Linked DNA regions of Homo sapiens: region 1 is linked to region 2. The links are chromatin contacts, found by Hi-C or POLR2A ChIA-PET in ENCODE. All regions are on one chromosome and are shown on one strand. The core of a region is the stretch at or near the end of the contact, and the rest is flanking DNA. Distances in the headings are between cores, read along the strand shown.

What was found. A loop is a pair of places that touch in the nucleus more often than their neighbours do. ChIA-PET counts read pairs that join two places held with the same protein, here RNA polymerase II (POLR2A). Pooled maps may share reads with other maps.
Region 1: a map of mammary epithelial cell shows a loop between it and region 2 (8-fold over the local background). The contact joins two enhancer-like sites. A Hi-C loop is called at or near these places in 1 of 168 maps with a recorded cell type or tissue (mammary epithelial cell) and 3 of 50 pooled maps. POLR2A ChIA-PET finds 5 or more read pairs at or near these places in 5 of 52 experiments (AG04450, HEK293, IMR-90 and 2 more).

Annotation. Positions count from the first base shown.
Region 1 is chr14:96,222,454-96,227,989 of GRCh38, forward strand. All of the region lies in intron 1 of BDKRB2 (bradykinin receptor B2), which reads left to right. It also overlaps the pseudogene CKS1BP1. Among named protein-coding and RNA genes, the nearest start is that of BDKRB2, 20 kb to the left of the region's middle. Within about 2 kb of position 3,363, at least 9 of the 41 ENCODE cell types and tissues checked have a DNase peak (open chromatin) inside an H3K27ac peak, as active enhancers do.
Region 2 is chr14:96,098,817-96,104,979 of GRCh38, forward strand. It overlaps LOC124903374 (a long non-coding RNA gene), which reads left to right. Exons shown (of 2, transcript XR_007064321.1): 2 at 1-217. Among named protein-coding and RNA genes, the nearest start is that of C14orf132, 63 kb to the left of the region's middle. Within about 2 kb of position 1,420, at least 2 of the 41 ENCODE cell types and tissues checked have a DNase peak (open chromatin) inside an H3K27ac peak, as active enhancers do.

The DNA of each region.
Region 1 (5,536 bases), core at 2,113-4,612, 130 kb after region 2:
CATCCTGAGCCTATCCAGCCACCACCAAGAGCCACCTCATTAGAACAAAAGATGTGCCTATCATCTAGAAATGTCAAGGGAGTTAGGAGCTCCGTGTCAGGAACTGGTGTCAAAGACCAAATATGTATTTCCTAATATATCACGATATCACAGGTTGTGAGAAGAATGCAATCAATGGTCAAACTCCAGAGCTGCACACTCTCCAATATGGCAGTGACCAGCCACATGCAGTCACCAAGCACTTGAAAGGTGGCTGCTTCAAACTGGTATGCTAAGTGTAAATACACACTAGATTTTGAAGAGTTAGCAGGAAAAAATAATAATATAAAATAACTCAATGACTTTTTGTATTGATTACATATTAAAATAATGTTTTGGATATATTTGATTATATCTCATATATAACCAAAATTGATTTCACCTGTGTCTTTTTACTTTTTTTAATGTGGCTACTAGAAAATTTGAAGTTACTTCTGTGGCTAACTTTATAGTTCTATTGGACATCACCGACCGCTCTAGGCTATGGAAAATTCTGTAGAACAAACAACTGGAAGTTGGAAGAAAAGACAGTAAGAAATAGCAAGGAAGGGTGTGCTGTTGGGAGTTGCTTGGAGGTTGGCGGCACAGGGCTGAAGGCTAGCAAACCGAGCGATCATGTCACACAAACAAATTCACTATTCGGACAGATACGACGACGAGGAGTTTGAGTATCGACATGTCATGCTGCCCAAGGACATAGCCAAGCTGGTCCCTAAAACCCATTTGATGTCTGAATCTGAATGGAGGAATCTTGGCGTTCAGCAGAGTCAGGGATGGGTCCATAATATGATCCATGAATCAGAACCTCACATCTTGCTGTTCCGGCGCCCACCACCCAAGAAGCCAAAGAAATGAAGCTGGCGAGCTACTTTTCAGACTCAAGCTTTACACAGCTGTCCTTACTTCCTAACATCTTTCTGATAACATTATTATGTTGCCTTCTTGTTTCTCACTTTGATATTTAAAAGATGTTCAATACACTGTTTGAATGTGCTGGTAACTGCTTTGCTTCTTGAGTAGAGCCACCACCACCATAGCCCAGCCAGATGAGTGCTCTGTGGACCCACAGCCTCAGCTGAGTGTGACCCTAGGAGGCACAATGTGCTCTGTATCCAGAACACACTTGGCAGATGGAGGAAGCATCTGAGTTTGAGACCATGGCTGTTACAGGGATCATGTCAACTTGCTGTTTTTGTTTTTTCCTGCCTGGTGTTGTATGTAAGGTCACTTGTGGATTTATGTTTCAGCGTACTGGAAACTTTCCATTTTATTCAAGAAATCTGTTCATGTTAAAAGCCTTGATTAACAAGGAAGTTTTTATAATCTAAAAAAAAAAAAGAAATAGCAGGGAAGGCTGTAGGTGAAAAGAAACTTAAGAGACCTATCAAACAACCCAATGTGTAAAGTCATTTGCATTCTGATTCAAGAAAACCAGCTGTGAAGAAAGTAGCGTGAAATTCATATGATTGAAAGTTGTAATACTTCCTGGATAGTTGATGCCATTTAGGAATTATTGTCAGTTTCTTCGAGATGTGATAATGGTTGTCTAGTTATGCTTTCTGAAATAAGAGTCCTTAGCTTTTAGAGAAGAATAGTGAAATATTTACAGATGAAATGACAGACATGCAGGATTTACTGCAAATATTACAGGAGGGGTAAGGTAGGTTTGGGCATAGAGAAAAAGATTGGCTGCGAGTTGGTAATTACTGAAGCTGGGTGAAGTATGTGGAGTTTCATTATGCTAGTCTATCTACTTGTGGGTATATTCCAAATTTTCCATAATAAAAAGTTAAAAAGCAAAAAAAAGAACCATCATCTCCACCTGAGGTTCTGGCCCAGACTGCTTATGTTCAAATCTCAACTCTAGTCTTGCTAGCTGTGCCTCTGTTTGCTCGTCTGCAAAATGGGGATGATAATATTAGTCCCTACATTGCAGGGGTTTCTCTGTAATGTGCTTAAAAATATGGAAACAATATAAATGAAATGAAGATATGTTGCAGGCACTTTGCACATTGTCACGGTGCTCCCAGTGCCTTGTTCCAGGGAGGTTATCCTTATTTACCAAGAGGTTAAGTCACCTGCCCTAGGTCTTCCAGTCAGTGGAGGCAAAGCCAAGACATGTCCCGAGTTCATCTGACTTCTGAGTTCAGGCATGACCTGAATGTTCTTGCCTCGGGCTCAGGGCTCAACATTTCCTGTCTTCTCTGCTTCTCCAGTCCTGAGAGATTCTGGGCCCGTTTCCCTGCAGATCAGCTCTAAGGAACATGCTTCTCTCCTGCTCCTTTCTAGAAAAGGCGTAACATTGGCAGAACCAGGAACTCTGGAATTCTGAAGGTTGACTCCCTCAATTCCAAGGGGCTCCACCTCCTGAGCGGAATTGGATAGAAGACAAAGGTCACATGGCTAGGGTGAGGCTTTGAGATGGGCGAGACTGTGAGCAGGACTGACAGGTCAGGGCCAGGACCCAGGATCTTCAGAAGCCACAGGGAGCAAGGCAGGGAGCAGCCTCCTTTGTGCCACACCCAGTGAAGGGGAACTTGCTAAGACAGATTTGTTCCTCCCATCTCCAGAAGAGCCGTTGGATGCCAATGGGTGAGGAGCTGAACCTCTGCAGACTCAGTGTGCTGATCCCATTGCCTCTGCTTGCATGCCTCTCAGGATGGGGAGTTCACTGCATCCCCCTCTTTAAAGACATTACGGTTGTACAAAGGTCTCCAGAATCATCTGTTACATCCCCTCATTCTCCCAATGAGGAAATTAAAGCTCAGAGATGCCGAGGCATTTACCCAAGGGCACACCTGGTCCTGGGCCTACGACCCTTAGACAATATTCCTTCCACCTCTTTGCTATAGAGTCTCAGACTAGGGATCTTGGCTGGCTGAGAAATCAGGGAAGGCTTCTTAGAGGAGGTGAGATTGGAGGTGGCCCTTGTAGGGTGGCACTAAGATGTCGCTTGATATCCTAATTTTTTTTTTGGCCCTGCCCACCATGTGTGTGCCTGTGCTGCCATGTCACACTAAGCAGAGTAAAATGAAGGAAGGAACGGATGAAAGGGGCAGGAAAGCGACTCCCAGGAGCTGAAAGGGCAATAGTATAGGTCCCTTCAGCACCTAGGATATGTTGTGGGAAGCCCTTAGACCCCAGATACTACCCTGTGCAGATAGGGATAAAACTCCACCTGTCCCAGCTCAGTGCTCTCCCCGGCTCCTCTGGCCTGCTTGCTGGGCAGGGCCCAAACCAGTTCAGGATTCCTTTTTCTCTGTGACCTACCAGTTAGGGTTCTCTGTTTACTGTGTCTCCTCCTCCTTGTTTTGTATACCCAGCTGGGTGGGAAGAAGGTCACAGCCCAGGTTTGCACGTGGTGGAGGAGCAGGGCCAGTAACTGGTTAGGCAGAGACCCCGCCCACCACCCTCCACTCCCACCCTAGCAGGGCCTGTGCCATCCCCAGGACACCGGAGACCACCAGGGGGCTGGAGAGGCTGCGGGAGAAACAGCCTTCCTGGACACACCCAGCTACGGCTCACTTCCCAGCCTGAGCTGTTCCTTAGGAATTGCTTTTCTGGGAAACACACCCTCTTCCAGACCTGCAGCCTTCCTTTCTATGTGGTTTTTGGTTTTGCTCTCTGGTGAGGGTTTCTATTTTTTCCTGGTATACATGAATGGCATGCAGGAAAGTGGAATGAGGACATCATGACCACCATGCAAAGGCCATTGCTCTTAAGGTTTGATGTAAGCTCCCCACTCTCCACCCCCACTACCCCTCTGCCTCGGCCTGGGGTATGAGGTCTTGGTTTTGACAATCAGACAATGTTAGCACACTGCTGTGTCTTCCACCTGCAATGGAGCACTGTAGGACGATTTTAAAAAGCAAAGTGGCAGGCCAGGTGCGGTGACTCAAGCCTGTAATCCCAGCACTTTGGGAGGCTGAGGCGGGCGGATTACCTGAGGTCGGGAGTTCGAGACCAGCCTGACCAACATGGAGAAACCCCCGTCTCTACTAAAAATACAAAATTAGCTGGGCGTAGTGGTGCATGCCTGTAATCCCAGCTACCTGGGAGGCTGAGGCAGGAGAATTGCTTGAACCTGGGAGGCAGAGGTTGCAGTGAGCCGAGATCGTGCCATTGCACTCCAGCCTGGGCAACAAAAGTGAGACTTGGTCTCAAAAAAAAAAAAAATTACAAAGTGGCTGAATACCAAGATCCTAGGAACTAGGTTCAGCCAAACTGGCTGTGTGTCCTGGTAGAATGCCCACCCTCTGTCTCTGGGCCTCCATGCCCATCTCTGTAGCATGAGGGATTCTGATGAAATAATTTCCAAGAGCCCTTCCCACACTAATACTCCAGGATTCTGTAAGGTTAATTTGGCAAGAATTCCAACGGCGGAAGAAAGATGGAGGGAGGAATATGTCCAGTCTAATAACCCTATGCTCAAGTCAGAAAGCCCCTCGGGCAGTGTCCGAGAGGGCTACAGCCCTGGCCCCAGAACCTGAGTCCCTCTAACCTGGGTCAAACCCCTAAAAGCCACTCCAGCAAGAGACAGGCAAAGCCCGGGCTCTTGCTCCAGGCTGGCATTGCCTTGCCGTGTGGCTGTAGACATCGTTTCACCTCTCGAGGCCTCAGTTTTCCCTTCTGCAAAAGACAGGCTGGGGGAGGTTGGGCATTTTCTTCTTAACTACCAGGAGTCTTTCCTCCAATAAAATTGTGATGGAAACCGGATGTCACACAAAGGGAAAGGAAACACTGGCATTTCTGGAGTGTTTGAAGCATGTGAAGTATTGTTTAAGGGCTTTGCAATCATTAATGTACTTTGTGCTCACATTAACCCCACAAAGTAGGTGCTATTATTATCCCCATTTGACACATGAAGAAACTGAGGCCCTGAGGAGTTAAGCCACTTGTCCAAGGTAAAGAGTGGGAGCTGGGCTTCTGATAGGGAGTGGGCCTCAGTCATGAAACCACAAGACTTGTGTAGTTCCAACCCCCTGGGGACATCTCCAGGCACTTGACCCATGCTCTTCCAACATTCATGTATGCACGCACACGTGTACACACACGTGCACACACAAACACACACATGTGTGCACAAACACATGCATGCACACACAAACACATGCATGCACACACAAACACACACACATATATACACACACCAACACAAACACACATGTGCACAAACACACGTGTGCACACAAACACACACATGCACACACACACACAAATGCACACACATGCGTGCACACTGTGGCTACTCCTCTGTAGCCTGCTGGCCACACTCGGCTCAAGCCCCAAATCAAAGGTGACTAGCAAGATTGCGAGACAGATTTCTGGAGATGGGAAACTGCGTCATCAAATTGTCTCAGGGACGGAACACCCATCAGAGCCCTGGGGGAGAGAAGAGACACGGGGTGGCTGCCAATTTTGCTGACCTATGCTGCTGACTTTCCAGCAGCCCCCGACTCCTGTGGCCAGCTGAGCCCAGGTCCAAGCTGCCCCCTGC
Region 2 (6,163 bases), core at 170-2,669:
CCTTCCTCCTCCCACATGGTGGCACTGATGACAGGTGTCCCAGCTCCTTTGCCTCCAATGGGCTCTAACAACTTACACCCCGGAGCTCCCTGCAGGACCAAGCTGAGGCTGCCCCCAGCAGGACATTGCCTGAAACTGCTACCCTGGCTTTGCTTCCTGCAAACATCCCTGTTTCCCAGAAGCACTTCCTTAATAAATCACTTGCATTGAACCCTTATCTCAGGTCTGTTTCTGGGGAACACATTGAAAGAAATGGCCCTAACTCCCATGAGAGCTAGATATGTTCTTCTACATTTTACAGATCAGGAAGCTAATGCTCAGAGAGGTTAAGCAACCTGTCTAATATCACACAGCCAGTGAGTGACAGGGTAGGCTTCAAACTCAGTTCTTCTAGACCCCACAACCCAAGGCACTCCATCCTCCATTGATTAATTAGATGCCTGGGATTGCAATTAGCAATCAAGACTTCAGAAGCTGGACATTAACACCAGAGCCTTAGAGAGCTCTCTGCAGCCCAGAGTCATCGTAAACACTGGCCACAGCAGCCACAGCCCTGAGTCTCATCTGCCCTCTCTCCCGAGCCTTGTCCATCCTTTTTCTTGCTCTGTAAGCCAACCATGTGGATCCCAGGATGGAACCCTTCATGTCCATCCAGATAGCCCTGAAGAGGAGAAACACAGAGCCCCAGTTGCTGCAGGGTCTGAACCCAACTGTGACTGTTTCTACCCTGTGAAAAAGATACTTGTTGGGGGAAGGGGGGAGGGATAGCATTAGGAGATATACCTAATGTAAATGACGAGTTAACGGGTGCAGCACACCGGCATGGCACATGTGTACATATGTAACAAACCTGCACATTGGGCACATGTACCCTAGAACTTAAAGTGTAATTTTAAAAAAATAAAAAAAAGGAAAGAAATGAAACTGGTGAAAAAGGGAAATGTATAAACACATACTACAATGGCTGGCTCACTAACTGCAGTCGTCTGAGATACTGCAATGAACAAACTAAGTATTTTGAGACTTTCTGTCGAAAACTGTGATGGGTCACCATGATGGTGACCAAAGAGCCGAGATCCCGAGAAATTTCATTCTTCATACGTGCAGATGTACAAAAAGGACATCTCTCCATTTACTGAGGAAGTTTCAATGTTCGTACGTACGTGGGCAATACTTATACAAAATGTCAATATTGTGATAATGTGCTTTTGTAGAGTCAAATTTGCAAAAAAAGAAAAAAAAAAAGAAAAAGGTACTTGTTATGAAGCCACTGACGAAGGTTTTCTTATATCCATTCAAGGTTTCCCCACCTTGCAGTGTGCTTAGGGTTCCTTTTGTTTGGGGGAGGGGACAAGAACACTACTGGGCAAATGTGAACATGAAAACACCATGTGACGGATGACCAGTCAGTCACAGGCACGTGGCTGTGTGATGGCCCCATGTGACTCCTACTGGCTGGCTCCAAGTGCTGCTAGAAGCTGGATCAGAGGCGGAATCCTTGGTGGGCCGCTCAGAGCCGTGAGCACCCGGGCTCCCTTACACGCATAGGCCTGCAGCATCAGGGGGTCGTGTGAGCTGGGGCTGCCTTCAGAGGAGCTCGTGGCACGGCCGAGATGCCCTCCCTTCTCCCTTACCTACACTACCCTCCTCCCTACCTCCCTCCTCCCTACCTCCCTCCTCCCTCCCTATGCTCCCCTCCTCCCTACCTGGACTCTCCTCCTTCAAGGAGTATTGTTTGTCTGCACCTGTGCTGACGCTCAATTTTTGACTCCCTGGAGGAACATTCAAAATCCTGCCTTGCCCAAGAAACTCCAAAACATTTAATTTATTCCCAAAATTTGCCTCCGGGGCAATTACGAGTTACTGGGCCTAGAAAATCAGTCGGATGGAAAAATGCAGTGAGCCAGGACCAGCAGGGGTCAGTGTGGTATTAGGGATGGGAACAGACCCCGGCAGCCTCTGGGGTCAGTGGGTTGTCGCCCGCTGGTGGCTGCAAAGAAAAACAGAAGAAGCTCTGAGATTCCCCCCAGTACCTTTCAGGAACTCATGTTCCCATACGAGAAATAACCCACAAACCACGAGGTCCCAGAGAGGAAATTAACTGATAACTCCCTGGGATCACCCTGCCCCACCCCCAAAATAAATGCCAAGCAAACCTTCTAAGCCAGAAGCCAGACAGGTGAACAGGCCGAACCCGGTCCTCAGACCTCCTCTGATGGAACTGGGCATGGCTCTGATTTGTTTGAATAAAGCTTTGCATTGAAGTACAACATACAGAAAGAAAACTGTGTATACCGTTCAACAAATTTTGACGACGTCCTCATACTCCATAAATCCAGAAATGGGGCCAACAAGCGGAACATTCTCAGAAACGTCTTCAGCCTGCACCTTGTTGTGAAACTCACTTAAATTGGTTGCCAACAATAACAGTAACAGAAAATTTGGATTTCTGTTTTTTCTGGAGAAAATGGAAAGATTCACACAGCGGCTGCCTGCCCGTGCTTGGAACAGCAGTTCATGCCCGGCCCCCTAGCCCAGGGAAGAGGGGAGCCTGCCCTGTGCCCTCTGTTTTAAAGGCCCTCCCTGTCCTCCTCTTACATGGTCCTTCCCCACAAGGCAAGGACTCCAAAGGCCAGAAGACATGTCCACCTGGCTCTGTCCTCCCCCTTCTAGATCACACTTCTGTACTCAGGACCCCAGAATTCTGTCTGTGTTTGTATTTTTGAGAGCTGACTGCCATGGTTCAGGAGCAGCTGTCTGTGACATGAGGAAAGGGCATGTCCAAGATGTTCCAGCTGGCCGGGCGCGGTGGCTCACACCTGTAATCCCAGCACTTTGGGAGGCCGAGGTGGGTGGATCATCTGAGGTCGGGAATTTGAGACCAGCCTGGCCAACATGGAGAAACCCCGTCTCTACTAAAAATACAAATTAGCCAGCACATGGTGGTGGCACATGCCTGTAATCCCAGCTACTCAGGAAGCTGAGGCAGGAGAATCGCTTGAACCCGGGAGGTGGAGGTTGCAGTGAGCCAAGATTGCGCCATTGCACTCCAGCCTGGGCAACAAGAATGAAACTCCGTCTGTAAATAAATAAGTAAATAAGTGATGTTCAAGCTGTGGATGGGAAGACAAGGGGGGCAGACCTGGGGCCAGGCCCACTGTCCTGGGCTCCACACCCCAGCACAGCACCCTAAAAAGCCACTACTAGAGTTCACAAGAGAAACAGACCAATATAGTGTGTGTGTGTGTGTGTGTGTGTGTGTGTGTGTGTGTGTGTGTGTGTGTGTATGCGTGGGGTTGGGGGAGAGAGAGAGATTTATTTTAAGGAATAAGGAATTAGTTTGTGCAATTATGGGTCCTGGCAAGTAGGGCTGGCTGAAATTTGTAGGGCAGGCTGGTAGGCCAGATATTGCTGTCTTAGGTCCACATTCCACAGGGCAATTGCCTGGAATCTCAGGCAAAGTTTTTGTGCTTCAGTCTTGAGAATTCCTTCCTCCTGGGGGAAAGTCTATCCCCTGAGGCCTTCAACAGATTAGATGAGGCCCAGCCACATGATGGAAGGTCATCTACTTAACTCAAAGTCTAGTAACTTAAATGTCAATCACATCTAAAATATACTTGCACAGCACCAGCTAGGCTGGGTTTGACCAAATAACTGGGCCACCATAGCTTAGCCAAGTTGACATAAAAGTCACCATCACAGATTCCCAGAAGGCTATATTCAAACCCAGCCTTCCTTCTAGGGTGCAAAGGTGCATCTGTCCAGGTAAAAGGAGAGAGCATATTTTGCTCACAATTCATTAGCTGAATCATATCTTTAAAACGTTTCGACAAATGGCATGTTGTCCTGCATTTGTGCAGTAGCCCTGGACCAGCATGAGTTAATGGAAGCCTCCCTGAAACTCCAGGTTGTTCTATAGCAGCTGGCTTTAGCTTCATCTTGCCTGTCTGGCCCTGTAGGTGTTGTGTTTGCAACCCTAGACTTAAAGAATAACAGTTGGGAGAGGGATAGAGGGGATGAAATTATTAGCCAGGCTATTAATTTCAGACTGGTTCTAGTTCTGTGAATATTTATGAAATCCCATCAAAGTCACCCTGCCCCCACCTTTGTATTGGCTATGGTGGTGGGGGATGGGAGGTGAGGGATTACGATTCTGTTTCCTGGGAGTACAATGGAGGAACATCCTATGGATTTAAGGAGATGATGTCAGCAGCAGGCCTTACTCACAGTGTGTGCTCACAGACCCTAGCAATGATTGCCACTGTGGGGGCTCACTGCTCAACAGAGCAGCCCACCTCCCACTAACACCCATTCCCTCATGGTTGGAAGAGTTGGGCAGGGCCTCATCTGCCTTAGAGTTCTTTAGGGAGCACCTTTCTCCTTGTTTAGTATTTGGGAGGAGGCAAGAGAGAGGAAAGTGCACTAAGGAGAGGCCAAGTCTGGCCCACTGCCTGTTTTTATAAATAAAGTTTTATTGGAAACACAGCTACACCCATGAGTTTAGTCCTTGTCCATAGCTGTTTAAGTACTGCAATAGGAGCTGAGTCGTTGCAACAGAGGCCATATAGCCAGCAAAGTAAAAAATAATTACTGTCTGGCCCTCTATAGAAAACGTTTGCCAACCTCACCAGAGAAGGTAATTCTGAGAATTAGCCCTTCCTAAAGACCAGGCAAGGTCACCTGGCTAGTCCAGCAGGAAAGTCTCACTTCTTCACCTTCCCTTTTGTCATCTTTGGGGGCAGCTGCCCCTACGGAGCTTAGGAGGAAGCAGTTCGGTACACAGCTGGCACAGAGAAGGCAGCCCCACAATCATTTGTCCTATCATCCCATCTTTACCCCAAGTAGGTCACTTATCATTAGCCCTTGGGTTAACAGAGACAGACGGAAGCAGCCTTGGAAGCCACATATGGCTGCACAGTGACAGGTTGTCACTACACAGAGGCATCTGGCCCAGGGGCATCCAGGGGCTGACGTGCAGATTGTGCCACTCACCAAGCTGTGTACCCAGTGTGGGCCACCTGTGCCCAGAGGACAAACACCTCCTCTTAGTTTTCATAAAAGAACCCATGAGGCATATGAGCTAATGTGGTTGCCCTCCAGGGGCTGGGCTGGATATCCATCCTGGCTCTGACCTTGGGCAAGAGACACACATTATCTGAGCCTCAGTTTCCTCATCAGTAAAATGGGAGCAAGAGTAGCACTGTGCTAGGCTGATGAAGGCCCTCCAAAGATACCCCTTGAACCCATGAATATGTTTCCTTAGATGGCAAAAGGGACTCTGAAGATGTGACTAAGTCAGGATCTTGAGATGGGAGACCATCCTGCATTATCCAGGTGGGCCCAATGTCATCACAAGGGTCCCCATGAGAGGGAGCAGGGGGTCAGAGTGAGCTCTCAGAATGTGACAAAGGAAGCCAGAGGTTGGAGTAACGCAAGGAAGGGGCCACAAGCCCGGGGGTGTAGGCTGCCTTTCCAAGCCAGAAAAGGCAAGGAAACAGATTTTCCCCTGGAGCCTCCAGAAAGACCCAGCCCCACCAACACCTTGACTTTAGCCTAGTGAGACTAATTTTGGACTTCTAGTATCAGAACTATAAGGTACTAAATTGATGTTGTTTTAAGCACTAAATTTGCAGTCATTGGTGACAGCAGATGTAGGAAACTCTACCACAAGCACCTCCCCTAGAGGATCACTGTAGGGATGAACTGAGATGAGGCCTCTAAGCATCCGGTCCCTGGGGCACAGCTTGGAGCTCAGTAAGTGGGAGCCACTGCCACTCGGTCAATACTGGGGCTTCCGAACCTCTGCCCCTATCCACCTCCTGCCTCTTTCCGGCCCCAGGAACCTCCTGGGGGAAACGAGGAGTGACCTCTGACCACGTGAGGAAGGGAAGGAGACCATATGGTGGAGATTACAGTCATTGCATCCTCGGCCCCTTCCAGACTTGCCCAACCACGGGAGGCAGGCCAGGTGGCCGTGAAGTCATTATTTACATGCCTCGGCTTGCGTCATTGGTTTCGAGTGCAGCCAGCGGTGAAAGCAAAAGTTCATCTCGGGCTGGTAGTGGGTGGCCAGCTGGCCAGATCATTCCCTGCAGTAATAAACCAGGCAGGGATGCAGTCACCCCGCCCACAGCCTTTCCCTGGGCTGCTTCAGCCCGCACCA